Regions from separate parts of the Mus musculus genome. Here regions 2 and 3 are each linked to region 1. A link is a loop called in an ENCODE intact Hi-C map of the cell type or tissue named here. Cell type or tissue: left cerebral cortex. All regions are shown on one strand. Each heading gives the region's core, and the rest is flanking DNA. Links, peaks and the distances in the headings are about the cores only. Region 1 holds the start of Nmt2 (N-myristoyltransferase 2). Region 2 overlaps Fam171a1 (family with sequence similarity 171, member A1). Region 3 overlaps Fam171a1 (family with sequence similarity 171, member A1).

The links. Peaks named below come from ENCODE experiments on the same cell type or tissue, not always from the same donor. Only the 100,000 strongest peaks of a DNase experiment are listed, where the experiment ranks them.
Region 2: a loop joins it to region 1, with 5 times the contacts of the local background. A loop is called at or near these places in 3 of 42 quality-filtered maps.
Region 3: it touches region 1 in a loop (8-fold over the local background); 3 of 42 quality-filtered maps call a loop at or near these places.

Annotation. Positions count from the first base shown.
Region 1 is chr2:3,278,719-3,288,695 of GRCm38, forward strand. It overlaps Nmt2 (N-myristoyltransferase 2), which reads left to right and starts at 5,494. Exons shown (of 14, transcript NM_008708.2): 1 at 5,494-5,688. The coding sequence starts at 5,579. In left cerebral cortex, for the core only: CTCF peaks have their summits at 5,550 and 6,985; DNase peaks (open chromatin) are centred at 4,146, 4,755, 5,279, 5,902 and 1 more place; H3K4me3 peaks cover 2,974 bases; H3K27ac peaks cover 2,700 bases.
Region 2 is chr2:3,169,120-3,179,096 of GRCm38, forward strand. It overlaps Fam171a1 (family with sequence similarity 171, member A1), which reads left to right. Exons shown (of 8, transcript NM_001081161.2): 2 at 9,117-9,344. Among named protein-coding and RNA genes, the nearest start is that of Fam171a1, 56 kb to the left of the region's middle. In left cerebral cortex, for the core only: CTCF peaks have their summits at 4,227 and 7,073 (motif pointing left); DNase peaks (open chromatin) are centred at 2,880, 3,081, 3,688, 4,334 and 3 more places; H3K27ac peaks cover 3,457 bases.
Region 3 is chr2:3,212,914-3,222,890 of GRCm38, forward strand. It overlaps Fam171a1 (family with sequence similarity 171, member A1), which reads left to right. Exons shown (of 8, transcript NM_001081161.2): 6 at 7,340-7,456. Among named protein-coding and RNA genes, the nearest start is that of Nmt2, 66 kb to the right of the region's middle. In left cerebral cortex, for the core only: no CTCF peak of the experiment used is centred there; DNase peaks (open chromatin) are centred at 5,526, 5,961 and 6,389; H3K27ac peaks cover 2,291 bases.

The sequences.
Region 1 (9,977 bases), core at 2,941-7,940:
TTTTTTTTGAGGACAGGGAGGGGTCAGAGCCTGGCCCTATACTTGCTAGAAAATGCTTTATGACTGAGAGGCACCTTGACTCCCTTTAACTACTCTTGGTTTTACTGATGTTAGTGTCTCAAATAACGGTAGCTGAGTGTCTTCCACACCTCCTCCTTCCTTCATGGCATCTTCACCTTTAAGACCATCACCTTTAAGACCATCTTTTTGGAATTACTCTATTTACTCAGAGTAATTCAAGTGAATACCTTACTGAATCTTCCTCCCTGGGAATAGCCCACCTTATCATTTGCTTCAGAGCTACCAAGATGGCATTCTATTACACATCAATTAAAGGTTTTTGGCTCTATGGCTTCTCCTCTATGCCTTCTTAGACAAGTTTCTCCCTTCCACTCCTCCCATCTCTTCTTGCTCTTGGAGGACTAGGCAGGAGAACAGGGTGCTCACATGGAATCCCTGGAAGAAATCTCTATTTCTAGGAGAATTTAGTCAAACTGCGTCTCTCTTTCCTAGCACTGTTACCTTGAGCTCACAGGAAACCCATGGTAGGAGAAATGGCACCTCAGTGCTTTTGCAACTGGACTAGGGAGAAAGCGTTGGGGCTTACAAACCAGGAGAAATGAGGTATGAGGTAGAGTGACCCATTCGCTGGCTTTCTAGAAGTTATAGCAAGAAGCTATAATAACACGACTCAGGCATATTCCATCTGTATGTATTTTGAGAAATGAGCATGGGAAGCACAGTACCCTGGGATGTGCTGGTAGACAGTGCCTGTGCTTTCCAGAGTTCAGAAAGCAGTGTTGTTTCAAAGAGGCCCTCTTTACCAAAGGAAGGAGCCTCTCAGCTCCAAAAGAAAACCTTGCTTCTTCCTCCATGGCAACATCTCTGCATCTTTCAGGAAAATCAGTGAGGTTATACTTAGGCTTGTCCTGTGCAGTCCAGATAGACTCACAACATTGGGATATATATAATACAATACTGTGGCACCTTCTTACTCATTCACACAATAAGAAAAATATACACAAAATAATTAGCAATAGGGGTGAAAGACTTTGAATTGCTCTCAAAATGTATTTCAAATGTACAGCTTTTTTTTTTCTTTCTTCATTTCTTTTTTCTTTTTTGAACAGGGTTTTCTAGCTATTTAGCCCAGGCTGTCCTGGAACTAATAATCTTGCCTCGGTCTTTCTAGTATTGGGCTTACAGGTCTGTTCTCCAAGGCTCAGGTCAAACATAATTTGCCTGACACCCAAGATACTGGCCTTGAACTCTCAAGCACAATTCTCCCCCAGCCTCCTAAGCTACTGGGACTATAGGCATGTGCCATCACTTCAAAAACTTGCTTAGTGGGCAGGGTAGATACCCCAGTCAGGAAAATGCTTGCCTTCCAAGCATGAGTGTGATCCTCCAAAGCTACATTTGAAAAAATATTTGGAGTGATAACACATTTTTGTAACCCGAGGTCAAGAAAAGCAAAGATTACAAGATCCCTGGGGCTCCCAGGCCATCCAGCCTAGCCTACATGGTTGAATTTCAAGCCAGTTTAAAAAACAAGACAAAACAAAACAAAACCATAAACAAAAACAAAAATACTGATGGATTGCACCTGAGGAATGAGACCCAAGGTTGTTCTCTGGCCTCCAAACACACAGACATACCTATATGTACATTTGCACACACAAACATGGAAACATAATATTTATTATTGGCTTTAAAATGTGCTTTATATCTAAGCATGCTATGTGTCCCTGGTTATATTGAATTATGTCATCCCCACCCAGTCGGACTGCTGTTGTTGGACAAAAGAAAGGAAAGAAGTGTAGTAGGAGGGACAAGCATTGGAGTCTCCAGACAAGTCTTACAGATAAGTAAGAACCCTTGTGTATTCACAGGAATGGACACAGAGCAGCCGTGTATAGACACCATTGTCTGTTTCTCAAAAACTTAAATAGCATATGATTCAGCCACTTTACTTCTGTTTGAATTGTTCACCAGAACTGAAAGCAAGGTCTTGCTTTCATAGTACCCAAAGAATGGAAAAAAATTCAATGCCCACTGATGAATGGACTCATAACACATACAGGCAATGGAATAGTATTTAGCTTTCAAAGGAAAGGAAGCGCCAACACATGCTTTAACATAAAGGATGTTGAGACCATTATATTATGTGAAATAAATCAATCTTAAAAAAAAAAGGTGAAGAGTTTATATGACTTTCTACAGTAGTCAGATTTACATACACAAAAGTAGACCGGTATTTCCCACAGTCTGACCAGAAGATGTAACCAAGGAGTTGCTTAATGGGTATAGAGGTGTAGTTCAGCAAGGGGAAATGTTCTACGTATTGGTGGTGTGAAATGAAACCAACCTATATGCTTACAAAATGTTTGACAGTAAGTTCTACACTGCATATTTTATGACGCTTAAAAATATACTTTAAGCCGGGCGTGGTGGCGCATGCCTTTAATCCCAGCACTCGGGAGGCAGAGGCAGGTGAATTTCTGAGTTCGAGGCCAGCCTGGTCTACAGAGTGAGTTCCAGGACAGCCAGGGCTATACAGAGAAACCCTGTCTCGAAAAACCAAAAAAAAAAAATATATATATATATATATATATATATATATACTTTAAAAAGAAGTGAACAAGATCAACAACACAATCTTGTACTTGTATTCCATAAAAAGATAAGCCAAGCAGAAGGAGAAAGTCCCACGGGACACTTTTAACACACTGGCAAACACTCTGCACAAGTGTTTTCCCCTCAACTTGGATTTCATCTTCCCGACACTGCCACTTGGCTCTGACTCCTGGATGAAGCCAGAGAGAGACAGAAAGCCCTTTGGAGGCGAGGTGAGTTTCTGCACATGATGATAGAATTTAGGACTCCTCCGGGGCTGGCCACAAACTTCTCTCTCCTGTAAAAGATTAATATTCTGCAGAGAAGCATTTGGATTATATAAGGCTTCAATCTAACACTGTGCAAATGTCTGGCCCTGTTCCTTTGCATTCTGCAGAACAATGTTCCCTGCTTGTCATTATTTTCTGATGTTTACTGAATTCTAATGTCCTCTCTTCAATTTCTCCAGAATTATTTGCTTTCTTGATTTTTTTTTTTTTTTTGGTTTCTTAGGTAATGTTTGTTGAAAGTTAAAATAAATAAATGTGTGCTGTATTTCCTTTGCCTTGGGAGTTTGAAAAATGCTTGAACATGTTATAGACATGGGTTGCTCTGAGCTCAGAGAGCACCTGACTCTTGTGTCTCAGGATAAGAAACTGCACTGGGGAACACACGGTTAGAAATAGTTACTTTACTAAGAAAGAAATGGCACTCCTGAGAAACAGAGTGGGTTAGTGGGCTGAGGGAAGGGCCTCAAAAGACTATGCCATAAGACACAGGAACCTTCACAGGACATTCAGAAAGCACCAGTCTCTCACACATTTGAATACAATGTGCTTATAATGTGTTTTTCTATTCTGTGCTATGTGGACTGAGGGTAGGGGGTGGGAGGGAAGGCTTCCATGTTTTCTTTGCCTATTGGCTTCCTTTATATGTTAATCTTGATATTGATTTCCCCAGTCTCTATTGTCTTGCCACCAAGCCCTCTGACAGGTTAAAATGACTGACTTCATACCTCCTGGTTAGGTCTCTGTTGACAGGTTAATTATTCAGCTATATTCAGTTTATGAAGATGAGGGTCAGGAACCTTAGTCATCTCTGCCTGCCTTTATCCTAAAGTCTGAACCTAGAGGCCACATTTGACCTTGTCTGAGAAATAGTTGCAATTGTTAAGCACAGAAGTGCATTTTCTCCATCTTTGGGTCCCACTTACACTTCCTCCAAGAAGGTCAGACAAATGTTGGGCTTTGAAATTGCTCTGCAAGTTTTGTCTCTAGGTCATTCGAGCTCATTGCATGTTAACCACATAGTCATGTGTGTGTGTGTGTGTGTGCACTTGTGTGCGTGTTTGGGGGGAGATTTGCTTTACACTAAAATTTTCAGGTGGCTTTTAGGGAGTTTTCCCCTCGTTACAGAGTTTGGGTAACTTTCTCAGCAACTGCCTTTGTAAAACCGCCTCACAGTCTTCTGGTGGTCTGGCAGGATCTTTGAAAAATCCCTGTCTCTGGAATGCAACCGAGTGCCTGCTGTGGGAAGTATTTAACAGCAATATGGATTTCACCTTTGCCTTATCTGGTACACCCAGGAGATTCTCTTTCCTCTATCCCCCAGTCCTTTATTTTCCCTGAGAGGAGTCTGTTGTTGCTCAAGATGTCCTTGAACTCTGTATGCAGTGGATGCTGGCCTCAAAGAACTCCTCATTTTGACCTCCGGGACTTTTTACATCCAGGACTGCTGGGATAACAGGCATGGGCCACCATGCTTGGCTTTCTTCCTCTCCTGTTTCCTGATGGAGGACGATTTCAACACTGCCCATACAGGTTTCCTTGGTGGTCTAGGTCATGACCTTCACTTAGGAGAGAGCCGACAGACTTGCCTAAAACGACCCAATCCCCCTAATCTGGGTGTCTTCATGTTTCACAAAATGTTCATTCTGTTCTCAGCCGAACCCATCTAGACAAAAACATGCAAGCAAAAGAAAAAAACCAACCAAACAAACAAAAACCCCAGTCAACCAAACAAAAACCAACTCCAGTCATTTTCTGTTGAGGACTCTGAGGCTGCTTGCAGCGGGGAGGTGGGGAGGGCGGAGCTTTGGCTCGATAAGCATTAGATACTAAAATGTGAAATGGAAAATTTTGAAGAACATGTGGAAGAGGAGGCAGGGAGAGCTTTAGGGAATCGCAGGCCTGAGTGAAAAAAAAAATCCCTGCAGAAGTCGAGAGCGCTGAGGCACACAGACATATAGAATCTGTAGGCAGTGGTCGCAAAGGCTGCCGCGCAGCCCTGCAATCCAGCCTGCAGTGACCAGGTCTAGCCTTGGAGCCACAAACGCATCCTCATTCAGGCCACGCCCCAAGCCCAAAAGCCTCGGCCTCCGGCTCCCGCTCCGGCTCCACCATTCCCCCACCGCCCCACCTCACAGCTTTAGACTGAGGAAGGGCCGGCCTCGTGCTTTCGCCCTTCTGCTGGCTGAGGTGGGCGGGGCCGTGCCCGCTGAGGAGGCCCGAGCGGGCGAGCGAGGTGGGCGGGGCAGTGCTGGCGGAGTGGAGCCGAAGCGGAAGGCGAGGTGGGCGGAGCCTCGCTAGCCCAGGCGGAAACGGGACCACGAGAGGAGCCGGTCTTCACCCGCTAAAATAGGCGGAAGTGGGAAGGCGAGGTAGGCGGGGCCTCGACTGCCTAAGTGGGAGAACTGATGAAGTGGGCGGGTGTAGGCACGCAATGTGGGCGGGGCCCGCCCTGACTGAGGCGGGCGGGACTGCATAGACAGGCGGGAGCCTCAAGGGAGTGGGCGGGGCCGGGCCGGCTGTGATGGGCGTGACCGGGGGGTGGGCGGGGCCGCAGACTCGAGACTCGGTGCCCGAGGGTGGGCGGCACTAGAGGGAGCTGCGGCCGCGCCCGCCCTGTCGCGCCTTGCTTGCTGCTCGGAGCGCCGCCTCCCCAGCCGTTCGGAGCCGCCGCGATGGCGGAGGACAGCGAGTCTGCGGCCAGCCAGCAGAGCCTAGAGCTGGACGACCAGGACACGTGCGGAATAGACGGAGACAATGAGGAGGAGACCGAACACGCCAAAGGGTAGGAGGTGGCGCGCGGGCGCGACAGGGCGGGGACCGCGCGCACCTCAGGGCTCCCGCGCCCGCTCGTGGCGTGCGGGAGCCCCTAGACCGGAGGCTCCGTTTGGCGGTGTCCTCATCCCGAGACCATTGTGAGGTGCAGGTCTCCCAGCTCTCGGGGAGCACGCAGTGGTGGGCGAGGGCTGAGGTGGGCGGGGAGACTGCGACTCGGGCCCGGGAACCCGCGACGCGACAGTCACCTGCCGCGCGCCCCCGCTGGCTTGGCCTCACCCTACCACGGCGAGTGGTTCGGGTGGGAACTTAGCAAGGACGCAAGGCCCTTCCCTTTGCGGTGGCGGCGTCTTGGACCGGCGAGGCGAGGGAGATGCAAGTCGTTCCACTTGTGCCTTGGCATCCTTCTAGTTCTTTCGCGCCCCCCCCCCCCAGCCGCCACTAACCCCCTGTAGAGAGGAAACCCGCAGAGCCGGCGGTGGGGGTGGGATAGGGATGCGCCTCTGGCGGTCTCGGCTGCTGGCGACGAACTGCGCAAAGTTCTGCCTCCCAGGCCGGGAAAGGGGCGCCGAGACCGGGAGAGGGGGAGGGAGACAGGTCTCAGCCGACGCCTGAGGGCGTTCAGCTTTGCGGCCTCTGAGCGTGCCCTCAGAGCTTTCTAGAGCAGAGCTGACGGGTGAACGGAGTTCCCGCGGCCCCGACCTTGCCCCTCCTGCAAAACTGGTGTCTGATCTCCAAAGCCAAATGCACCAAGTACTTTAACATTTGATCGGTTTCTCAATCTATGCTGCCCTCTTTTCTCCCCTACAGACTTGATTTTTTTTTCTTCGAGAAAAGACTGCTTCTGGTTAAGGCTGGTATTGAAGTTCTGTTTTAGAGGCGGGGTTTGGAGGATCATTTTAAATAAAGACCGGTGTCCCTTTGTAGGTGCTGTTTGCCTCAGCCTTTTACCCTGTTGGATTCAAACTATGCGCTGGCACAGACTGTTACTGCTGCCCCTTAGAAGTGAGATTCTGCGAACCATGGTGACTGGAGAAGTGGGTCAGCCTAAAAACACGATAGGGAAGCCTGAGTCACAGATGGCTTATTTATTCAGTTCATGGAGAGTCTTTAAAGTATTTGTATTTTATTTCAACGTTTACTTTAAGCTTTAAGAAAGGAGGCTGTATTGATCTTGAATACGTTATCAGATATTAAATGACAAATGTCAAAAAAGAAAAGCTGACTACATATATCTCCCTTTGGCATGTTGCTTTTTAAGGTTTTCAGCGAACAGTTCAGTGGCAGCTGCAAGTACTGAATGTTATCATTCAAGTCTAGATTTTTTTTAAGCCCAGAGAGGCAATTCTTCAGAAATCTTAGCCTGAGTTCTGTTTATGAGTAATAGAAATTTGCCTGTGATAGCTAAATATGAGTGTATTTTTGAAACACTAGCCGTCTTGCCAGAAGTGGGTCCATATGCACGCCAGTGGATAGATAACTCAAGGAACTTCAGCACCCGTAGGTTATCTTTCTGGGGAGACCCTGGACTTATCTCTCTTCAAGTTATATTGTTCTGTGTGATTGGTATGCTAGGGTGGGGGTTTAAATCAAGCTTCCTTCCTTACAAAGTCCAGGATACCCTTGGTACAAAGACATACTCTTCTCTGCAACCACTGATCTGGAATTGTTTGATGCCTTGCTATAGGTAGGCTGTTTGAAGTTCCCATAAGAGCATCCACAGGCATTTTGGGCCCAGTTAAGAGGTTTCCAGATTTATTACACATCAGCACATTAATTATATATTAGGATGCTTAATCAAAATTTAGAGCTGCCCAGTAGATTGGGCTGTTTTAACCAAGAGTAGGCAACATGATAACTTATAGTTTAAAAAATTAATATAATGGAGTAATTGTTATATATTAAAGTATAGAGAGATTAGCAAAACCGAAGTAACTGTTCTGCTCTGTTGAACTGCTTTCCTCTTTTGATTTCAATTTAGACAGTACAATTTAAGGAAGTCGTTCTGTTTTATTTGGCTCATGAATTGATAGTGCTCCATAGAAACCCAAGTTTTCTTTAAGTAGCTAAAGTTTATCAGTGTTAAAATATAGAAAACTTTTCCTTCCTTACTTGGCCTCTTCATTCTCCACTAGTTTAAATAAACAACAAATAAAGAGCCTCTGGAGAATGAACAGATAATGTTTTACCTCTAATAGGCAAAGTATTACTTCTGAGCCAATAGGCCATGGTCAGTACATGGAGCTGTAATTTGTTCAATAGCTCCCCTGTGGCTTGAAAGGATTAATATACACCCAACATTCAGTATAATGCATCTAGGAGTTATTCTAGCTTACTGTGTTGAAACTGTAGATACAAATAAAGGAAAAATACACAGTGAGATACCACTATGCTTTTGTTTTTGCAGAATTTTCTTCATTAGCTTTATATTTTATTTTATGGGTAATATTGAATGCCCATAAACAGAAGATGAGGTTTTGTGTTTAATTTAAAGCAATAGCATAAGTATTATAAAATACTTGAGTGTCATCTTTGTCATGGGAAGTGTGTACATCAACTCTTTGGTCCACCCAAGTATGGTAGCAGTATACCACTCTAAAAGTTACATGCATTCTCAAAGCATTGATGAACAAGGAGATTGGCAGTTTTAAGTAGTGAGATGATAGCTCAGACAATGTAGTTTTATTATTTTCAAATAAAATATGGACAATTAGAAGTAAGATAATTGAGGATTTCCTAAAAAGATCCCTTCAGTGACTTGCCTTACCACCTGATTCGTGGAGCTTGAGGAAACTTGAAAACTTTGAGGCCAATGAAAAGTCCAAATGACTGAAGCTATCATTCCTTTGCTGGGTGGCAGTGGGGAGAGGTTGTCTCCAGGATGACTCTGCTAGGAACTTGCCTACCCCAGTGTGAGGCTGCAGAGGTAATTCAGGGTCTTTAATATGGACTATTCTACTCAGTCTTGATTTGTTCTGCCTTCTCAGTTTCTGAAGGGATTTGGAAAAACTGTTGAAGATGGCCACAATGTTAAGTCTACTTAAACCCAAGGTCTTCTTGCCCTATTAAGGAATGTTTTCTCCACTTGTAAACTACATCCTAGAGGACTCCTTAGCTTCATCCTATGAAAATCAGCTTTTTAATCACTGTGACAATTACATGGGAAAAACAGTTTAAAGAATGAAAGATTGATTTTTTTTTTTTTTTGGACACACAATTTCAGGGCTTTCTGGCTGTGGTCCGTTAGTTCAGTTTTGTGACTGGTGGGGCAGAAGCCCAGCATAGAATGACTTAAGGAATACGATTGCTCACCTTGTGGCAATCAGAAATTGGGGGTGGAGGTGGTACAGGAATGTACTTTCCTGGTAGAGGAGTTGCCCACTATGCATATCTATCTGGCTTTATTTAATCCCTGATACCACAAAAAATTTAGTTAAATGTGGTGGCTGTAATCCTGGCCTTTGGAAGCTGAGGAAAACCTTGCGTTTAAGTCATAGCCAGCATTGTCTCAAAAAAAAAAAAAAAAAAAGCTTGAGACAAGAGGCCCATTGGACACGCAAAATTTATATGCCCCAGTACAGGGGAACGCCAGGGCCAAAAAGGGGGAGTGGGTAGGTAGGGGAGTGGGGGTGGGTGGGTATGGGGGACTTTTGGTATAGCATTGGAAATGTAAATGAGCTAAATACCTAATAAAAAATTAAAAAAAAAAGCTTGAGACAAAATAATAAAAGGTTTTATATTGATTTAGAGTTCTTTGGGTATATTCCCAAGAGTGGCATAACTGATTCATAAAATAGTTGTTACTGGTTGTTGTTGTTGTTACTGTTACTGTTGTTATTATTATTGACCCTCTATACTGATTTCCATACTGGTTAGGATAATTTACATTTCTTCCACCAACAGACAACGGCTGCCTTTCCCCCACCATCCTAGTTACCATTTGTTGTGTTTACTCAGTAATATTATTAGGTAGTCTCTCAGACTGGGGATGAGATGGAATTTCAATGTTTTAATTGCTGTTTCCTAGTGGCCAAGAATGCTGAGCTGTATTTTTTGAATATTTATTAGCTGTTTGTATTTCATCTCTTGACAGCTGCCTGTTCATTTCCTTTGACCCTTTACTGACTAGATTGTTTGGTTCCTTGGTAATCTTTACAGAATCTAGATACTTCTGTCATATGTATAACTGGCAAAGAGTTTTCTTCCACCATGAGCTATCACTTCACTTGTGCAGAAGCCTTTTAATTCCATCAGTTCCGTTTGCCAACTCTTTCTAACATTTCCTGATACGTCTAGAAA
Region 2 (9,977 bases), core at 2,082-7,081, 110 kb before region 1:
AAATCTCAAGGCTTTGTGCAAAATAAATGCTATACAGTTTTGCTCTTACTGTATCCCTAGACCCCCTCTCCCCAGAGAAATGGTATAGGTGGAGCTGGAAATATGCACACACAATTTTTCCCCTACCCAGGTTGCCTTGGTAACCACTGCACTAGCATCTTCCAACAGATGTCTGAAGCTTGGCTGAGGTGTGTACGCTAGTTTTCCAGACATGTTTACCGTCGCTCATTAACTTAGGCATCCCCAGCATCTTCCATATCTGCATGACAGGAATCTGTGCCTTCCTGGGCATTTTTAAACACCAGTGAAGCAGCAGTACCTTAAAGCTGTGTCTGTTTGTCACCATATTGTGTCACTGTCCTTCTCGTGTTCAGTTATACGGTGAGCTTGTGAGCTCAGTGAACACATCTCATGTTTGCACTGCTGTGTAATTACCATTATCTATCGTACAGTGTCTGACAACAATGAGACTATTGCTAGACCTGTGAATATCCATCAGCCTCTATGGACAAGTTCTGTGAAGCTTGGACTGACCATGACTTTTTTCCTCTTTAACCATATTTACTATGTTTTATATCATTAGCTGTTTTAATTATTCTTTGGACAAGCCACATTATCTTTTTGCTGAGTAAGTCCTTAAGTGGTTCCTGATAGTACATGCAGAAGGCTGGGGTCGGATCAGTCTAGTTTGCTGTATAACTGATGAGATAGCTTATTTAGGTGAGATCATAGGAACATGATGTCTTTAATTTTTCCCATGAGCATGTGGTTATGCACGTAAATTATGCAAGTCCAGCAGTAGCTTTCAAAAGACCCTGAGATGTTTAGCTCAGGAACACCTTGGCTAGCTGCAAGAATCCAGCTATCCTAAATTTGCTCTGATGGCAGAAGGCACATGCTGAAGCAGCCCCAACAATCTTCCTTTTTATCATGCAGCATAACAGAGTGTGGATGACGGCTTACCTCAGAGTGAATGGACGGACTTTACAGGAGCCTTAGCCAGAACTTACGGGAGGGTGTTGATATTTTTCTGTTTCTATTATAGTGTGCTTCAAGTGAAAGTTATCCTGACACTTGAAAAATACAAAAGTAGGGATATGTGTGTGTGTGTGTGTGTGTGTGTGTGTGTGTGTGTGTGTGTGTGTGTTTCTGTGCCTGTGTTTGTGTGAGAGAGAGAGAGACACAAAGACAGAGAGAGACATATTCCTTTAACTGATGTATTTTTATAAATGTTTGGTATTCTACATCTCAACATTCTGACAAGTGGGTTAGAAATTCCTGCTCATTGGATACTCATCAGTTTGTGCTTCAAACAGGTTATGGACATATAGACAAAGGGGTAAAAGAATACACTGATTGGTTGCCCTGAGATCTTCTGGCCAAGCCAGAAGTGTGTGCATAGGAGACACAGAGAGCTCGAGAGGTTGAGGGAAGAGAGCACATCGTGTGCAGAGCCTGTCAAGACTGTGATGGGAGTAAGATGCTCTAAGAATGTGCGAGGAACCCTCACTGGCTCCCTGAACAGAGCTCTTCTCTTTGTTTCCCAAGCTGAAGCTGCTGTGTCTACCACATTGCAAGCTGAAGCTGCTGTGTCGACCACATTGCCTTCTCTCCCCGAGCTGCTGTGCGCGAGTCAGCTGGCTGGGGTGGTAGACCATTAAATGGTGCGCAGAATGGCGGTCTGTGTTCCCAAGGGCCGTTGTTGCAAACTTATCTTCTCCATGCTGCTCCAGTGGGTAGAAAGGAAGCCAGATACTGGTATAGAGATTGCAATACCCTAGTGAACACTAAGCAATGCTTTTAAGAATAAACTGAGCAGAGGTAGGAGTTCCTTATCACACATGACCTCAGATCAACAGAGAGGTTTGCAGAGGCTCTTTGTACCATCGACAGTGACAGGTGCTACCTGGAGAATAGCTGGAGAGGGCTGACTAGGGGTTTCTAGGGCCCTGCACTGAAGTGTGCCTGCACTGTCCATACTCTGTGGGGGGCCAGTACAGGGGTCTGACCTCTGCACTCACCAAGGTGAGTATTCCTTTTAGAATCAGACACAAGAATTGCCAAGTGCCATAATAAGGCTGGGAAGGGAATCCAAGAGCATACAAGTTATAGCAGATAATCATTAAGCTATGTGAAATGTTACTATCCTTCTTCGGTTTATATATGACACAATAATCTCTTTTTGAGGCAAGGAATTTTTATGTAGCTCAAACTTGTCTTGATCTCATATAGTTATTGTTACAGGTGTACACTAATTATACTAATTAATTAATACTCTAACACATAATCTAGTATAAAGTATATAATAGGTCTATAAAATATATGTGTAATTTTTACTGGACTTCATTCTCTCAGATTTGAAAACTTTAAATGATCTATTTAAGAAATAAAAGTAAATAATAGAAGATGCATGTACCCCATATGAAAGATAAATAAATTATGGGAATACAAGTGACAAAGTACATCTTAATTTTATCAGATCATTAAGTCAAGTAAGCCTTTTGTGTTTGTGAAAGAGATAAGACAGCCTGGTAGAAAGCTGTCCTGCACTTAGAAGGCCTTCTCCAGCCTGCTTTTCCTGGCTATCTAGTGACAGAGATTCAAACCACACACTGCTGTGCTGAGACCCAAGTAACAGAAGCACACATATCTTAGATAAAAGAAGAGCAAGGGTCTGGTAAAACTCTCGTTTTAGACAATGTTTTAAGTGACTAAATGATCTTTTACCATTTCAGTTAAGAGCTGTGAAGCCCATGGTGAATCTGCTAGATTGGGGTTAAATATAGCATATCATAGTGTTGGGTGCTCAGAGTGGTGACTTCCTGCTCAGCTGCTCTGCCTGCTGCGGGGCACTTCCCAGAGCGCCAGACAACATGACATCAGAGAGCAGGCCTGCAAGGGAGAAGTGGCTTTCTTTCTACAAGGCTCTGAGAACCAAGCCAGAGAGATGTCAGATTTCCTGCTAGGATGGACTACTGTGGAAATTCAGCTCAAAAATATTTTAGGAAAGGAAAAGTTAAAACCCAACCCCAAAAGAAAGCCAGTTTGGAGAAATTCGGAAGGGAAGCCAAAGCTCTAACAGGCAGCCACCAGCTCCACACAAGTCACCACCTCTCCAAGTCAGGTCCCACAACTTCCTAGAGCTTGTTAGACTCAGTGTTGAGAGTGCAGAAGGGTGGGGGGTTAAAAAGGCAAGCGAAAATTTCTCCCAGCTTTGGTCCAGTGAAAACCTTCAGTGTTCTGGACGGTTCTGCACCAGTGAATGGTTTTAAAGGAGTGATAGAAAATGCTTAATTTGATGCTTGGATGATATATTATAAAATAAATGTATTCCATCATTTATGTAAAAATAAAACAGACATTATTTGAAGCTGAAGGGGGCTGGGAAGAAAGCAAGCATGTTTTCTGCCTTTTTTTGTGTCTTCAGGCAATTTTATCAAATCCCAGTTTCGGGAATCCCTGCCTGTGTGGGGATTACATACCATAATTCCGTCCTCTTGTCCCTGCAATTATGTCAGCTTTTAACTTACTGCTTGGAGCCGCCTCCTCCCTTGCCAACAATTTGAAACAGCCTTGTTGCACTTAGTTCTAAATCTGTGACAGTGAGAGAGGAAATGTCCAAAAGATAATGCTGGACTTCTGAAAGATAATGTTTAGTTTCCTGCCCACAAGGCAGATGCTCCCTGTACTGCTTAAAATGGACTAGTCCGTGCCCACAGAGCCAAACTGTTCATGTCTGCCAAGAGCAGAGGCGCTGTGAATGAAGGCAGGGAAAATTCCTCAACATACACTGCCTCCCACTTCCAGACTCTGGGACTGGCAAAACCTGAGACTGAGTTAGAGGTGCTGGCTGGCTAAATTCCTGACTAGAAATAATTCACTGTATGAGTGTATGAGGCAGGAAGAGGCCTGAGCAACTACCTCTTGGGTTCCCTCAGTCTGAGTAGACAGAGTAGAGATCATAAGGGAAGGCTTGGGGTAGGGGGAAGGCCTGGGGTAGGGGGAAGGCCTGGGGTAGGAGGAAGGCCTGGGGTGGGGGAAGGCCTGGGGTAGGAGGAAGGCCTGGGGTGGGGGAAGGCCTGGGGTAGGAGGAAGGCCTGGGGTGGGGGAAGGCCAAGGGATGTCGTTGAGAGAGATTCTCCTGGTCACTGTTCAGTCGGTCGGTCCTGGATGGTCCAGCATCCGGGAGAGCAAACAGCACTACTCCCTCTAGCAGTCTTCATGAGAATAGAAGAGAGACCCACATAAAACTTTTGTGTATCACAGAACATCTGAGAAGGCAGGCTCAACACCAGAGCAGGTTCCTAGCCATATGGCAAGAATGTCCCTCCACAGTTCCAAACTGGACAACTCCCCTGTAGTCTTTTGGCCAATGGAAGAACCTGCATCTATCCTCCAGATCAAGTACAGTGTGTCAGTATGTCAACCCAGCAGAGTCTGGGCTGTCCCCTCTATCTGTATGAACCCAGCAGAGCCTGGGCTATGCCCTCTCTGTCTGTATGAACCCAGCAGAGCCTGGGCTATGCCCTCTCTGTCTGTATGAACCCAGCAGAGCCTGGGCTATCCCCTTTCTGTCTATATGAACCCAGCAGAGCCTGGGCTATCCCCTCTCTGTCTTGGTGACCAGGGAGCCTGGGAAGGTGCAAGCTTACCCACGCTGCTCATTTCTTGCCTTCCTCTCACAACCCTGCTTGTCATTTCTCCCGGAAAGTACTTCCAGCTGAACCCCATAACCAATAACCAGGAAGCCATGTCCATCCCAACAGTGGTTCTGGCCCAACCACAGATGGAAGTCTCTTTCCCAGCATCCCCACCTCAACAAATGTTGTCCTGGCTTCCTGGGCCCTCTGATTTCTGGAATTTCAAGACCCAGGGCTGAAGGCCAGTTTTGTTACTAGGCTATGCAGCTTGCGGTCTGCATGATGGATGGTGAGGGGTTGAAGTAGGGCAGCGTTGACAGGATACACAGTGGAGGCTATCTGGGAGATGTGTGTTTTGGAATCAAACTCAACAGAACCCAGCAATAGATACAAACAATAAGGAACAAACAGAACGGTGTCCCAAGTTCAGATTAGAAATCAGATGTCCCTGCTTCAAAGGGTACTCTGAGCTCCCACTGAACAGCAAAGAAGCAGGATACGGCTTCTTGAGAGCAATTCTATTTTTATTCATGTATTATTCATCTTTTAACAATTGCATACTTAAAGACAGCCTACCGTGATGATATCCACCCCTGGTTCCCTCTTTCTTGCCCCTCTCCCACTCTTACTGACTGCTGCTTGCCCAGAAGACTCCTCCCACTCTGATGTCTTCTGTTTGCTTGCTTTATTTTATTTCTTGTGCCGATAACCATGGCTGCTGCGTTTTCGTGTCTGTGACAGTCATGTCATGGCTGGAAGACAACGTTTAATAATGCTCCTTACCCAGGGCCAATTGTAGACTCTTCCTTTCAGAGTTAAAGAGGGAGTCGTGTTGATAAACAGAGCCTCACACAGTCAAATGCCCCTTCCAGATGTCAACAGTAGGATGACTTTTGCTGACTGGATAGTCTAATGCAGCGTATTACTCTACAAAACCTGTATCCCCATCAGCGTGTAGGGTAGTGCTTCTCCACCTTGAAAACAGTTTCTCATGGTGGGGTGACCCCAACCATGAAATTACTTTATTGCTACTTCATAACTGTAATTTGCTACTGTTATGAATCTTAACATGTCATGCTAAGTCAGTGCTAAGTGATGTCTTCCAAAATGTATCACAGAACATAAACAAAGTGGCCCGTATTAGAAGGCATGGACATGGTGGAGTCTAAGAGGCTGGCGAGAGGGAATGTCCTCTTGCTCTGTTTGCTCACAAACCACATCTTATCATACAGTGCAGAGAGATCAGAAGCTTTAATCCCAATTGTTAGTAAATGTTACATTACCATAAAATTGCATGAATCATCAAAGGTTGCCTGGCGACACCCTTCCCACTCGCCCACTTCCAGGGGTTTTTTTATAATGTGAATATTACTGAAAACTGAGTTGATTTGTGTTATAGTTTAGCATATTACTTGGGTGGCAAGGAAGACCAACTTAAGTAAGAAACTCTCTGTGTTATACATGTGTGCTACACCGCCTGCAGAAAGACAAGACTGGGGGATTGACTGTGTATGGCATATCCCATCCCTAATTTTCATGCTGTGGCCTTGATCCTTTTTATTATTTTTAAATTTATTTGTTTAGGATAGGATGTGCATGCTCCAGCATTCATGTAAAAGTTTAAAACAAAACAGAACAACAACAACAAAACACTTTCAAGAATTGTTTTGGGGGCTGGAGACATTGTTCAGACGTTACTAGTGGTTGCTCTTTTTTTTTTTTTTAATATTTTTTTATTACGTATTTTCCTCAATTACATTTCCAATGCTATCCCAAAAGTCCCTCATACCCTCCCCCCCCCACTCCCTACCCACCCATTCCCACTTTTTGTCCCTGGCGTTCCCCTGTACTGGGGCATATAAAGTTTGCATGTCCAATGGGCCTCCCTTTCCAGTGATGGCCGACTAGGCCATCTTTTGATACATATGCAGCTAGAGTCAAGAGCTCCAGGGTAGTGGTTAGTTCATAATGTTGTTGCACCTACAGGATTGCAGATCTCTTTAGCTCCTTGGGTACTTTCTCTAGCTCCTCCATTGGGGGCCCTGTGATCCATCCAATAGCTGACTGTGAGCATCCACTTATGTGTTTGCTAGGCCCCGGCCTAGTCTCACAAGAGACAGCTATATCATGGTACTTTCAGCAAATGCTTGCTAGTGTATGCAATGGTGCCATCGTTTGGAGGCTAATTATGGGATGGATCCCTGGATATGGCAGTCTCTAGATGGTCCATCCTTTTGTCTCAGCTCCAAACTTTGTCTCTGTAACTCCTTCCATGGATGATTGTTTCCAATTCTAAGAAGGGGCAAAGTGTCCACACTTTGGTCTTCGTTCTTCAGTTTCATGTGTTTTGCATCTTTGAGAGGACCCAGATCCTATTCCCAGCTCTCGAACATTCTGTCATTCCAGTCCTAGCGGACCACTGCCCTCTTCTGGTCTCCATAGGCATTGCATGTATGTGGTATACAGACATACATGCAGGCAAGCACAATACCTATACATATAAAATAAAAATAAAGGTTAATTTAAAAAAAATAAAAAAGGTTAATTCTCTCCTTCTACCATGTGGGTCTAATCCAGAGAGCCTAGCTCTGCACGGTCTGTGTCTGAGCCTCTATGGTCACTTGTATGATCTCCTGGTTCCTACCTCCCTCAACGTTCCCAGTTACCACCAGCTTTTCAGATTGAAGGCAGCTTAACACATGAAGCAAGTGGTGGGTGGGTGGGTGTGCCAGGTTCACTCCTTTCCTGAGCATAAAGCATTTACAGGAGTGGGCACCTCTTTTGAAATAGTGTCTAGCTCTGGAGTTGCCCCCGTCAGTTAATGCCTACTGAGGCTGGAGCCTGCTCCATCGTCATCTCCTCCCTAGATTGTTAGATTGCCTGAGCCAGATGCTCATTCTGAATACTTGCCTCAGGCTCAGAACATGTGTCACCCAGACCTAGAGGTTTCTATAGCACAAGTTTGATATCCACAAACTGCCTGACTCCTCTGTGACTTCCAATAGCTCTTACATGAAGCTCGCAGAGTAATCTGACCCCTGCTTGCCCAGCATCCTCTCGGACCCTTTGCATCTTGCATAACCCACTATGGCTTCTCCTGGAAGTGCCTCCTTGTCTTGCTTCTGAGACCTCCCTGGCTCTCTGCAGCTGTTGCATTTGCTTGGTACTTGCCTGTCTTCTTTACCACCCATGCGTGCTGTGACAGTTGCAGCCCTAGGGGCAGAGTCAGAGCTCAGTAAGCATCTCATGCCTGAATAAAGGGAAATCATTCATTTCATTTTAATTTGTCAGCAGTGTAGACCTGTGTATTTTCAACCTTGATTATCTGCTTTTGCTAGTATTATTGACTTGGTGCTGTCCCTCTGTACACATATCTGACCTCTTTATGCTTCCAACCTCCTTTTGCCACATTCTTTAGGGCCTCCCTTTAAAAACAAAAGTGTGTGTGTGTGTGTGTGTGTGTGTGTGTGCAAATGTCGGAAACATGGGCATGCACATATGTATATGTTTCTGAGGGCCTCGAGGTAGAAGTCTTCCTCTATCATTGTCTACCTTTTCTTTTGAGACAGTGTCTCACCAAACCTAGAGTTCACCAGTTTGACTAGTCTGGCTTGTCAGCAAGCTTGGGAATCCTCATGTCTCCATCTCCACAACACTGATATTATGAGCATGCATTGCTATGCTTGCATTTTTATGTCCGTGCTGAGATCTAACCTCAAAACCTCCTGCTCACACAGAAGACGCTATACCTGTACCTGCCGAGCCATCTCCCCAGCCTTTAACACATTTGTGATGACCAAACAGCAGTACTGGCATGCTTATATCAGTTTTGCTGGGACAGTTGCAGAGCCCATCGTGAGTCTCCCAGCAACTGTAGCAGCCCGAGGCCGTGGGAGCTGGTGGCCAGCAAGCAGGAAGGATGAATGAATATCTAACCTGTTTCCTAGTGTTGTGCTGCCTCTCAGTTATCTGTCACATGAGCAGGAAAAAAATAAAGGACGAAGCAGCTTGTGGGGAAAAAATAGGAAGTTTTTATTTCTTAAAGTTTTTTTTTTTTAATTTTAGGGTTAAAAAAAGTTTTGTTTGTTATTTTTATTTTCCTAAGTTTTAATAATTAAGAAAATGACCAGGGGACTCCCATCCATTGAGATGGCTCAGCAGTTAAGAGTACTGATTGCTCTTCCAGAAGTCCTGAGTTCAATTCCCAGCAACCACATGGTGGCTCACAACCATCTATCATGAGATCTGATGCCCTCTTCTGGTATGTCAGAAGAGAGTGACAGTGTACTGATATGCATAAAATAAAGAAAGAATTAAAAGAAGAAGGGGGAGGAGGAAGAAGATGAAGAGGATGAGGAGGAAGAGGAAGAAAAACACGGGGTCAGAATTCCTTGTAAAAGAATGTAGTCCTAGACGTACTTAACATGTCCCATCTTTGGCCTACTGTCAGGGTTAATGTGCATTTTCTGTTTCCAGAGGTGACCTTGAAGGTGCACATTAGTGACGCCAGCACCCACCAGCCCATCGCAGATGCGCTCATTGAGATCTTCGCCAGCCAGGTGTCTGTTGCCTCTGGCACATCTGGCACAGATGGGGTTGCTTTCATCAAGTTCCCATACAAGCTTGGAAATCAGCTGATTGTCACTGCCACAAAACAGGCCTACGTGCCAAACTCTGCCCCGTGGAAGCCCATCCGATTACCGGGTAAGTGGTTCGCCCTTCCCAAAGACAGACCTCCTGTGGGTCGGTGGCCCATGATGAGATCAGACACTGATGCATTTTTCGAGGTAGGAGTCAGGCAGGGACATCTATATGCCAATTCTGTGAGTCACCTTCTTGTGTGCCATTATGTGGAGGCATGGTGGGACGAGTGTGTGAAGGTGGCTGGAGCCCCACCTTGTACACACACAGAGGTCACAGGTGCTCAGTTCTGTGCCCACGTTCCCAATGCTGTGCCGTGTGCGTGTTGACCAGCAGCAGTGTGAGCTCTAGGGCACAGCATCCTCTCTACTTCCTACAAGTCATAACTGCCCAGAACTCTCCAGAAAGTAAAGGGCAGTGGCCCCGTGCCTGTGCCAGGAGCTTTCCTCATTGCTGCAGCAGATGTCTGCTCAGCAGCGTAAGGAGGGACACATATGTTGTAAGAGAAAGTCTCTCGTGGTGGGAGGGCATGCAGCAAGAGCATGCGGTGACCATCCATGCTCTGGAGGCAGAAAAGGAGCCTTCTGTTTCCTATGCAGCCCTGGAAATCTCCCTGCCTATATTCAGGGTGGGTCTCCCACTGCAGTTAACCTAGTGTAGGCAATCCTTCACAGACTATCCAGACGTTTGTCTCTT
Region 3 (9,977 bases), core at 2,775-7,774, 66 kb before region 1:
GAGAATGCTTCAGTGAGGTGGAAGACACAAACCAACTCTCAATCATGGTCTGTTAGCCTGAACACATACACCATAGCACACATGTGCCCAAATACATGTTCACACATGCAGCATGCACACATTCGCAAACACTATCTTTAAAAAAAAAAAATGAATCTCTCCCTCAGAAACTAACCTGTTCACTTTGCAGCCCTTTAAAGGCTTAATGATTTAAGAATAAGTTTTGGGAAAGGAGCCATAATGGGAAACTTCAAGGATTTTGGAAGGCTGATTCTCTATATTAAGAGAATATATTAGGTGATCACAAGCTTATTTTTGTCTTGGTTTCTAATATTCAGCCTGTCTCTCATTTCCCGCTTCAAACACAAAGTCCTCAGCTACCTTGAATTTCCCTGCTTTTTCTTCTTGTCGAGACCAGTCTTGAGATCTCCTTGTCGAAAGCTGTGAGGAATCTAACCATCTCCGTATAACTTCTGTTCCTCTGTTTGATTTCTCTCAACAAAAAGTATAAGATAAGTAGTTACCCAGGAAATATTTTGCTATATAATTGACAAGGGATGTTTGCTCTTAACTCATTCCATGGGGAAAGTAATTTCAGAGAAGGTCACTGACCTATTAGTCTTTCCTTTGATATTGATAATGATTTTGAGATGGGTTTACTGGATGGTTGCAGAATTCTTCCCGGCTTCCAGCTTATAGATCTAGTAGAAGTTATTCTAAGTTTGTGCAGGAAGAATATATCAATTAGAATACATAGAGTAAGAAGTGGGGTACTGAACTGCACATATTAAAATGCCCAGGCCACGTACTATGGAACTGGGAAGGGGGTAACCTTCAACCGCTTAAAGACGTGACGGAAATGTCCATCCTCTTCTGTGCATGTGGGACATGTCTTCATTTCACAAAACTGGAAAGTGGCCAGGCTAGAATTCACACTCATAAGATTAGCTGGCCCTCAAGTGCTTTGAAGTCTAATATGGTAAAAGTCTCAACAAGAGAGAAAAGTCTTGTATTCTGGTGTTTTGCCTAATATGCAAGGAGTCAACTTTAATGTGTAATATGTTCTAGTGTTGTTGGGTTCTGCTTATAATTCCTTTAACTCAATGATGTTCATAACATCAGATCTTTGTACTTATTATGAAGTTAAGCTGAGGTAGCTTTCCTATTAAAGAGAAGTATTCAGGCAAAATAAATATGCCAAGCAAGATAAATCTAGGCTCTTTAGGCTTCTTTCAAAGGATATGTTGCATTTTAAGTGAGTCCTTTTTCACATTTTAGAGTCCTTTATATATACTTTTATTTTATATAAATAAAAGTTGATTTTGTTGTTGCATAGTAACCAACTAGCACTTCAGTGATTGCTAGGAGACTCCATCCCATCTTAAAGATAAGGATGAGGTACCTTATCTGATAGTTAGTATATGTAATAGTCATTAGAGTCAAATGCAGCTCCTGTTTAAATAACTCATAATGCTTGCCACACAGTGAACCATGCCAGCTAACTCCATAACAAAAACACTTCCAAAAGAGAGGCACACTTCTCAACACCTCGCACATTCCTGAAAATATTTCTCTCTCTCTCTCTCTCTCTCTCTCTCTCTCTCTCTCTCTCTCTCTGTGTGTGTGTGTGTGTGTGTGTGTGTGTGAGGATTCAGGTTGCCACTGTTTGATAATTGGATTGTCCTCCCTCACACACACCTTGATAAGGGGACAGTAACAGTGCTGAGTGTGACAAGTTGGACCTCAGCGGCAGTAAAGGAACAGAACTTGACAACAAGGACATAATGTATAGGAAGGACAGTGAACATATGGGCAGCAGAAAAACTATTTTTCATAAGAGTGACCAACCTTCTCCAGAATCCTCAAGTCCATGTTCCTAGGGTCATTGAACCTAGACCTGCCATTGATCATGACCATGGCCTCAAGTTATCAAGAAAACCCCTTGTGTCTGAATCAAAATTACATGCAGATTTCATTATTTGTGTCAAACTTCCTTCTCAGATGTTGGCATGTAGCTTTCTTTTTGCTACTTTGTGCGTTCTTCTCTTCCCACCCTTTATTCCCTCAGGTTTCACCCCCTATTACTAGATAGGAGAGAAAGGAAGATGGAGGAGGAGAGAGAGAGATCTAAATAAAGTCAGCAGTCTGAAAGGGGACAACATTATCATTAGATTACTTTCCTGCTGACTAGGGAAAGTTTGATCTTCACACTCAGGATATCTCCTTTCTTTTTGCTGTTGTTTCTTCATTGTATACTACAAACACCAACCAACAACCCACCCCACCTCTCAGTTTATAAACCCTCTGAAAAGTTCCCAGAATTCAAATGTCACACAATCGGAGAAACCATCTGCAGCCGACAAAATCATGTCTCTGCTAAAGCATGAGACAAATCATAGTCAGCTGCTGTGGACAGTCTACAGCAGCCCCACCTCCCACACCTGGGATTAAAATGAAAACATATTCTTATTTCTTTGTTTCTGTCACTACTTTGGCAGGTACAGCAGAATGTCCCTTTGGGAAGGGACTTTGCTCCCCTTTCTATGAGCAGCTTTCCTTTGTCTGTTGTATGTATTCATTTTTGCTCAAGATTCCATTAAAAGGGGTCCAAATTCCCTAAAGCTGTTTGAGAATTGATTAGCTAGAAATTCCAATCTTGCAACACCTCTTTCCTCCATGTTGGCAGGGGAACCACATGACCTTCACAAACAGTCCCAACCACAGCTCATGTCGGAGCAAATAAGCCACCCTGCTAACTCTGAAATCAGTTTGATGCAGCTGCACATGGCCTTTCCACCTTAAAGCCACCGTGGGTGGGGCTGGAAATGCACTAGGAAGTGTAGGTTCTGCCTAACTGCCATCAACAAGTGACAGCCATTATCTCTGTGTGTCCCAGCAGTGGTCTCAATTGCCTGCGTATGAAGTAGACACAGGAGTCCTACAGAGAAAACCTACAGGGAAGCCATGGGAAGGGGTTGAGAAGGAGCGGGCTAGGGAAAGATAAAAGTCCAGAGCAGATGAAGTAGGGCTAAAGAAGCCAGGAAATGTTGTTCACTGGGGCCTGCCCTGTGATTGGATCGCAAAGATGAGAATCTTAACAAGGACGGCCCTTTCATAGAGGCCATATTCAGCAGTACCAGCAGCCATCCAAAAGTGGCCTCACCCTTGTGGAAGGTGTAGAAAAATAAAGATCTTTTACAGTTGGATATTTCTTCCACTTTTAAAAGGAAAACCTAACCTGGCAATGGTGGTGCACGCCTTTAATCTCAGCACTTGGGAGGCAGAGGCAGGTGGATTTCTGAGTTCGAGGCCAGCCTGGACTACAGAGTGAGTTCCAGGTCAGCCAGGGCTACACAGAGAAACCCTGTCTCGAAAAAGCCAAAAAAAAAAAAAAAAAAAAAAAAAAAAAAAAAAAAAAAAAAAAGGAGGAAACCCTGCTCTGCGCAGTCTGAACAGGGCTGGCATCCACACATGTGCACATGAAAGTGCCCTTTTTAGCACCCTGCTATCTCATAACCTTTTCAGCACGGGGCACCTGAATGAGCTTTGTCTGCTCGCTGGTGGGTTTGCCTGTAACAGGAACCCATGCCTTGCTGCCCATCTTCACCACAGTTCCCACTTCAGTGCACCAATGTACTGTTGGGAAGCCCTCCTCTCCCTCCCCAGGTAGGAAAGCCCCATCATTCGTTCTGCATATATAGCGTCAGGGTCTCAGGAGTGAGAAGCATATGTTGCCAGCACACAGTTCATTAATTCTTACGATTCCTGTGGCCTCCCCTTCCTTAAAAACAGAAATCTTAGAAGATGTCCTTGCCAGGAACAGCACGATCGAATCCCAAAACAGCGTCACACTTTTGTCAGACCCTGTTGTGTATTATATAGAAGGTCTGCCAAAGTTAATGCCTCTCCCCAGCTGGCTTCTCTCCCTGCCGTTTGGAAGGGGAGCGTCCCAGTTTAGCCCCACTGCCGCTAGGATCACTTTCTTGTCAACTACATCCAGCCTTTCTCGGAAGGATACTGATGCTATTTGTTGGATTGCTTCTCTAGCATTCACTCGATGTGAAAGTAAGTTCCTATTTGAAGATAGTTCGAGGTACTTGGTTGTAATGAGAATTTTGGCTTCTTTAAACACAGAAACATTATAGGAGTGTTTTTGTTTTAATCCCATGTGTGGAATATGGGGCTGATTTAGACTGCCCACAGCAGCTGGCTATGATTTGCCTTGTGCTCTGTCGGGGTGTGATTTTGCCAGCTGCAGATAGGAATCTTAGAAACTCTTGAGGGTATAAAAATGCTAGAGCCCCCAAGAGATGCAGTGGCTACTGCTCCTGTTCCTGCTGCTGCTTCCTGCTGGCTGCTGGCTCCTTGTAGTTATCCTAATAAAGATCAGCATTGCCCCAAGGACCTTCCCTAATCATCAGGAAGTAGTCCATGAGATCAAATTGACACCCCCCTTTCCCCTCTAGCCTTCTTTCTTTACCAACTAATGTTGGGAATTGGAAGAGATAAGGGTGGTAGAGAAGGGAACCCGTACACTTAGTAGAAGACAAAACGGTATACAATACGTAGGTGGACACTCTCAGAGCTTGTAACCCATTGGAGGAGATCAGACGTAAAACAGCATGTAAGCAGCACATGGTACGGTAAAAACATTTCCCAGGAAGGAGGAGAGACAGAATGTGCAGATGTGTGGGAAGTTCTCCCCACTCTGATGTGTGTCTTTTAGAACAGAGGAAAGGTATGTGAGGTTAGACCCACAACAGCAGTCAGTCATGAGGACTAGCTAGGACAAGCGCATGGTATGTGAGGTTAGACCCACAACAGCAGTCAGTCATGAGGACTAGCTAGGACAAGCGCATGGTATGTGAGGTTAGACCCACAACAGCAGTCAGTCATGAGGACTAGCTAGGACAGGCGCATGGCACAGGACTGTAGTTGGCCTTGGTTTTCAGGTTCTATAGCTCTGGTGTTTTCTCCCAGGTCTACCAGCAAATGTGAAGCTCCTCCCAGCCATAGCCTAGCCACTACCTCCTGTTCACCTTGAACCTGTCTTCCCAGTCCTTGGTCCACTGCTCCATGCTTCTCCATGTTGCTCCATTTCCTGAGTGGCCTTGTCACCCTCCTCTCCCCGTCCGCATCTGTTGTCCTTACTGACAAGCCCTACTCCACCACTCCAGGTGACAATATTCCCTTGACCTTCCAAAGCACTTTGGACATCTTTAGCATATGGCCTTTCTATGTTCTATCTAGAACAGGGACCGGTCATCTTGGCAGTGGGTATGGACTCGCAGTGTTGATAATAGCTCCACCCACTTGGCTTGCGTCATGTGTAACTTGGAGGAATTTTTCCAGTCCATTTCAGTTGATTTTCTTCTAAGAAGCAACTTGGGCAGAGTTGGCAGTTTATGAATGAACAGGAATTAGGACTCAGCTTCCAGCTCTTGTCTGTTGGATCCCATTTAGCATCCATTTGAAGAGCAGTGACTCAAACATCTAATCTGGAGAAACAGCCAACCAAAAAAATGCATGGCCACATCCTGGCTAATCCGAAGATGCTGCCTGCTGTGCCGGTGGAGGAGCAGTGCGTGGGAGTGGGTGGGGTTTGTGAGTCACGCAGGAAGGGAGCATGAGGGGGTGATGGGAGAAGCTGAAACTTACCCGTTCTCTTCTTCTGGAGAAATATCCTTGCCCAGCATAGAAACCCTCCTTTCTACTGTGTTCAGTGTCTTCTGTTTCCCTTTCCTTAGAAGGCCCATGGAACCACTGGTACTCTCAGATGCTACGCGATCTCTGGGTTGGCATGATTCATGACATGGTCTCACACTTGTTTTAGAAACCTTGTTGTAGCTTACATTCTGCTTTAGCTTGAACCAAAATCACCTATAGCCATGACCTCTCAGGCAGGCCTGTCACATTCATAACTCATGAATGCAGAGCCCTTACTATGCCTGGCGTTTCCTGCCTTCCTTGCCACTGCTGTGCAAAGGAAAGGGGGTGTGAGGTGGGAAGCACCTTCCCACCCACTGCATTTGAGTGTCGCCATAGCAACTAGTAATGCCTAGAAGCAGCCCAAGTGTTGTTTTGTTTTCTTTTGTTTTTATCTCCAGTTCCTCAGCAAAATGTGACCCTGGAACTTGAGACATAGGGTCAGCTGCTTGACACACTTGATCCAGCCAGGATCATCCACGTGGCCATTTCGGGTGGTCCATGATTGTAGGAGTAGGGAGGGCTCAAAAGCATCCCTGTGTGTGCAGCCTGTGCAACCATTGCTGGTTCAGGAGAGGTGTGCACAAGCCTTGGGGGTCACTTACCTGGCTGCCTCCCTCTTGGGCTTCTGCCCACAGAGGCCATCACAGGCCTCGAGATACAAGGTTCCTGCTGGTGAGCAGTGTTGCCTTTTGAGCTAGGAAACAGTCCGTTAGCCTAGAACTACTTTGTCCATCTGTGAGCCTCTGCCTGAAGGCTTGAGAAAGGAACAGAGTCATCCGTCTCCAAGAAGGTCTGTGGGAGTGTTGCATGGCCCAGCAGCAGAAGCAACGTCCGCCTTGCAGCCAGGCAGACCCAGGTCCCGTGCTGTGCTCACAGCACCCAGGTCTTGTGAGAGTTCTAAAGCCCATCATTCCTCAATCTCCCTTCCCCCAAGGAAATGAAATCATGGGGTATGGCATTGTTGTGGGAATCATAGATCATGAATATAAGGCCATGAGTGTATCATGGTAAGCTAGCACACGGCAGATTTTTCTTAATGGCAACTTTTTAATATTACTGCCCACACCAGACTTACTCATCCAGGATATGCGAAAATGGCATTGATGAATGGGTATTTTTAAATATGAGGCTGGAGGTAGGTGGGGCTCAGTGGCAGAGTAATTGCTTGGCATCCCTGGTGCTGTGAACATAGATAAGCAAATAAATCTTTTCTAAATAATTGAGACCTAGCCTTAACTAGGATAAGGAATATGTTTATTCGCTTAAATGTAAATACTATGAACGACTCTATCCTCCCTTTTCCCATCTCTACCAACTCCTAGCACACTGACGCCATCACTCTGACCCTTCGGAACTCTGGGGCCTTCTGCTCAGACTTTCTGTTTGGAAAAAGAGGCAGGCACTAAAGTGACTGAAATGCAGTTAGCTGATAACACAAAAAAATTCAAAACTATTCACCTTTCCCTGCAGAGAAGTCACAAAGACTTTTTACCGAAAGTTGTGTACAATCTGTAGGTGGTAATGTGACTGACTGGGCTATCCAGCAAGTTGTGAATGCGACATTTAAAGTGGATTTTATAAACATTCGTGTCAATGTACCCTGATGAAGTTCTTTTCTGCACCCCCACAGGAACGTGGCTGAAGAGTGGTCTGGGCCTGGTGCACCAGGAAGGCAGTCAGCTCACGTGGACGTACATTGCTCCCCAGCTGGGGTACTGGGTGGCAGCCATGTCTCCCCCCATCCCAGGTAACACAGAACCAACAGGGCTGGCAATCCGGGTGGATTTCTTTTGGGGATCTGAGCTCAGCATTCACTTAAATATAACTTCTATAGGCAGTTCATGGTGTGTTCTTTCGGAAGGTCAAATGGTAAAGGCTGTTTTGTCAGTGGAGAGCAGTACCTGGAACTTTGACATGGAGGCCAGGCACCAGGCGTGGAAATGGTCTTGTCTCCAGTTCCATCTTGCTCAAACAGCTGCCTTTAGGAATTCTTAATGAAAGTGTTCAGAAGAGGCTGGGACCTTCTCCTCCCTAGTTCCCAAAACAGCTGTGGCCTAGTGTATCTGTAAACTTGAAGGCCAAACTCTCAGCCAAAAGCCATCACTGGGGGCTTCTTGAGGCAAAATGCTTGCTTTAGCATTTCTGATCAGTTTAGTGAAAAGCTAGCTGCCTAATGTTAAAAAGAGTAATCTTCACTTAGAATATGTGAGTTGAGTTTAGGATATGATAAATATATGCATATATGTGTGTATGTATATATACTTACATAATTCCAGTGATATTGCAGGACATTGTGCTTCTCATGAGAATTCTTCCTAGTGATATCTCCCTTCACTGCCTTTAAAAGCCATGCATGCCACTTGGACTCACCCACCTTGGAAAATCCACTTTCCTTACCATTGTTTATGCTGGGGCTACATCAGAAATATTGTTTTGTGTTGTTTTGAACACATGTTAAAGCACATCTGTTCTGAGTTACAAAATTGAGATAGGTTAAAAGATACCTGATTGAGCTGATTAAAAGATACTTCATACAAAGACACGATCGATGCATTTCCAAATGAGAGCTCGAAATATTTTAGCAATGGAATTAATGTTGAAGCATTAGAATTCATGCTTTGGCCTTCTAAGTGACTACTAGGATGGAGCTAGTCCTAGATGGGTGTGGAAAAGCCTTCCTTTCAGTCACCACATTCCTGTCTAAGAAATACACACTCTTCGGCGCTTTCCTCGAAGGAATTGCTCTCGCAGCATTGCCAGCGTAAGCCTGCCACAGAAACACCCTGTTTCCCTAATTTGGAGTATGCAAAAGTAGACAAAAGAGAGGAAGAAATGAAATGCCACAGGTACCAGAGTGAACGCCACAAAGTCCAGCCACCAAAGGGAAGTTTTCTTAGATGGATTTCAAACAACTGTGGCTGTCAATTTTCCCACCATGCAACAGGTTAATATTAATATGAGCTTTTATAAAGAGGAAAGCAAGGGCATCCCAGCACAGGTCCCCCCCCCCCCCCCCCCCGCCCCCAGGAGTTCTCACGCAGTGAAAGAAAAGACTCAAAGCTGTGAAAAGCAGCCCCACCCTGCCCCGGTGGTGCACATCATGGTGCTGCTTCGTGGGTAATCTTCCCACTGTGTCTTTTACTTAGACAAATTTCAGTGAAGCTATGCTTCCCTGCGCCACAAACCAAGAAGAAAACGGTTACGGTTTTGTTCCTTAATTCTGAGCTTAAGCAGAGACTAAAATTTAAGCTGTGAGTTTTATGAAGATTTCTTTTGACACGGGCTAAAATAATTACATTCTGAGTGTTTAACAGACCTTGAGAATGGTCTTACAGGACGAAAGTCTCCCCCTGCCCTTCTCTTTACTTCTGTATGGAGGATCAAATCCAATGTCTTTGAATATTATCTCTGTACTAAGATGTCCTATGAACAGTTAAGGCAGTTACAGACATCTACGTACACACTTTCCCACCCCACTAAATTTAAGAAATATTATATATATATATATATATATATATGTGTGTGTGTGTGTGTGTGTGTGTGTGTGTGTGTGTGTGTGTGTGTGTATCTTATAAGATATAATATTTAAGAGAGAATTCCATTCTCTTCTGGACTCAGGAAGTATCATCAATTCCAAAACCCAGTAATCTTCCTTGGATTCATTTAGCTCTTTAAAAGATTTGAGCCAGACATGCTGGCTCGTCCAAGCTGTAGTGGAGCAGAGGCAGAAGAGTTCCGGGAAGTTCAAGGCCAACCAGGCCAGCCCAGTCTTATAGTGAAACCCCAGGAAAGAAGAGAGAAGGGAACAGGGAGAAAGGGAGGGAGTGAAAATTTGTCTCCTTAAAAAATATTTCTAAAAAAGAAATCTGTCATTGAACATCAAAAGCAAATTTATAATAAAGCAAATGGGTACTTGTTAATAAATAGTATGAAGCCACTGTGTCCCATCTCCTGGACAGTGCAGGGAACTGGACAAGAATAAATGTCATTGAGAGGTTTTGTTACCAATCTGTTTTGAGCTACCATGTGAGCTACCGATTTATATTATTCACAACATTATGAGGCCGATTCTCATTGCCCTGGAACATTGGGAGCAAAACTTAAACCCACCCCTTGGTGTTCTTTACATTGCAAATTAAAAGCTGTTGTTTTGTTCTGATTATCTCTAGCAAATCTTTTCTTTAAGTGCTAGAGAGTTCTATGACCATAAGAGATTAGCCTTGCTAAAAATAAAAATAAACAAACAAAAACAATATTGTGGATGACTA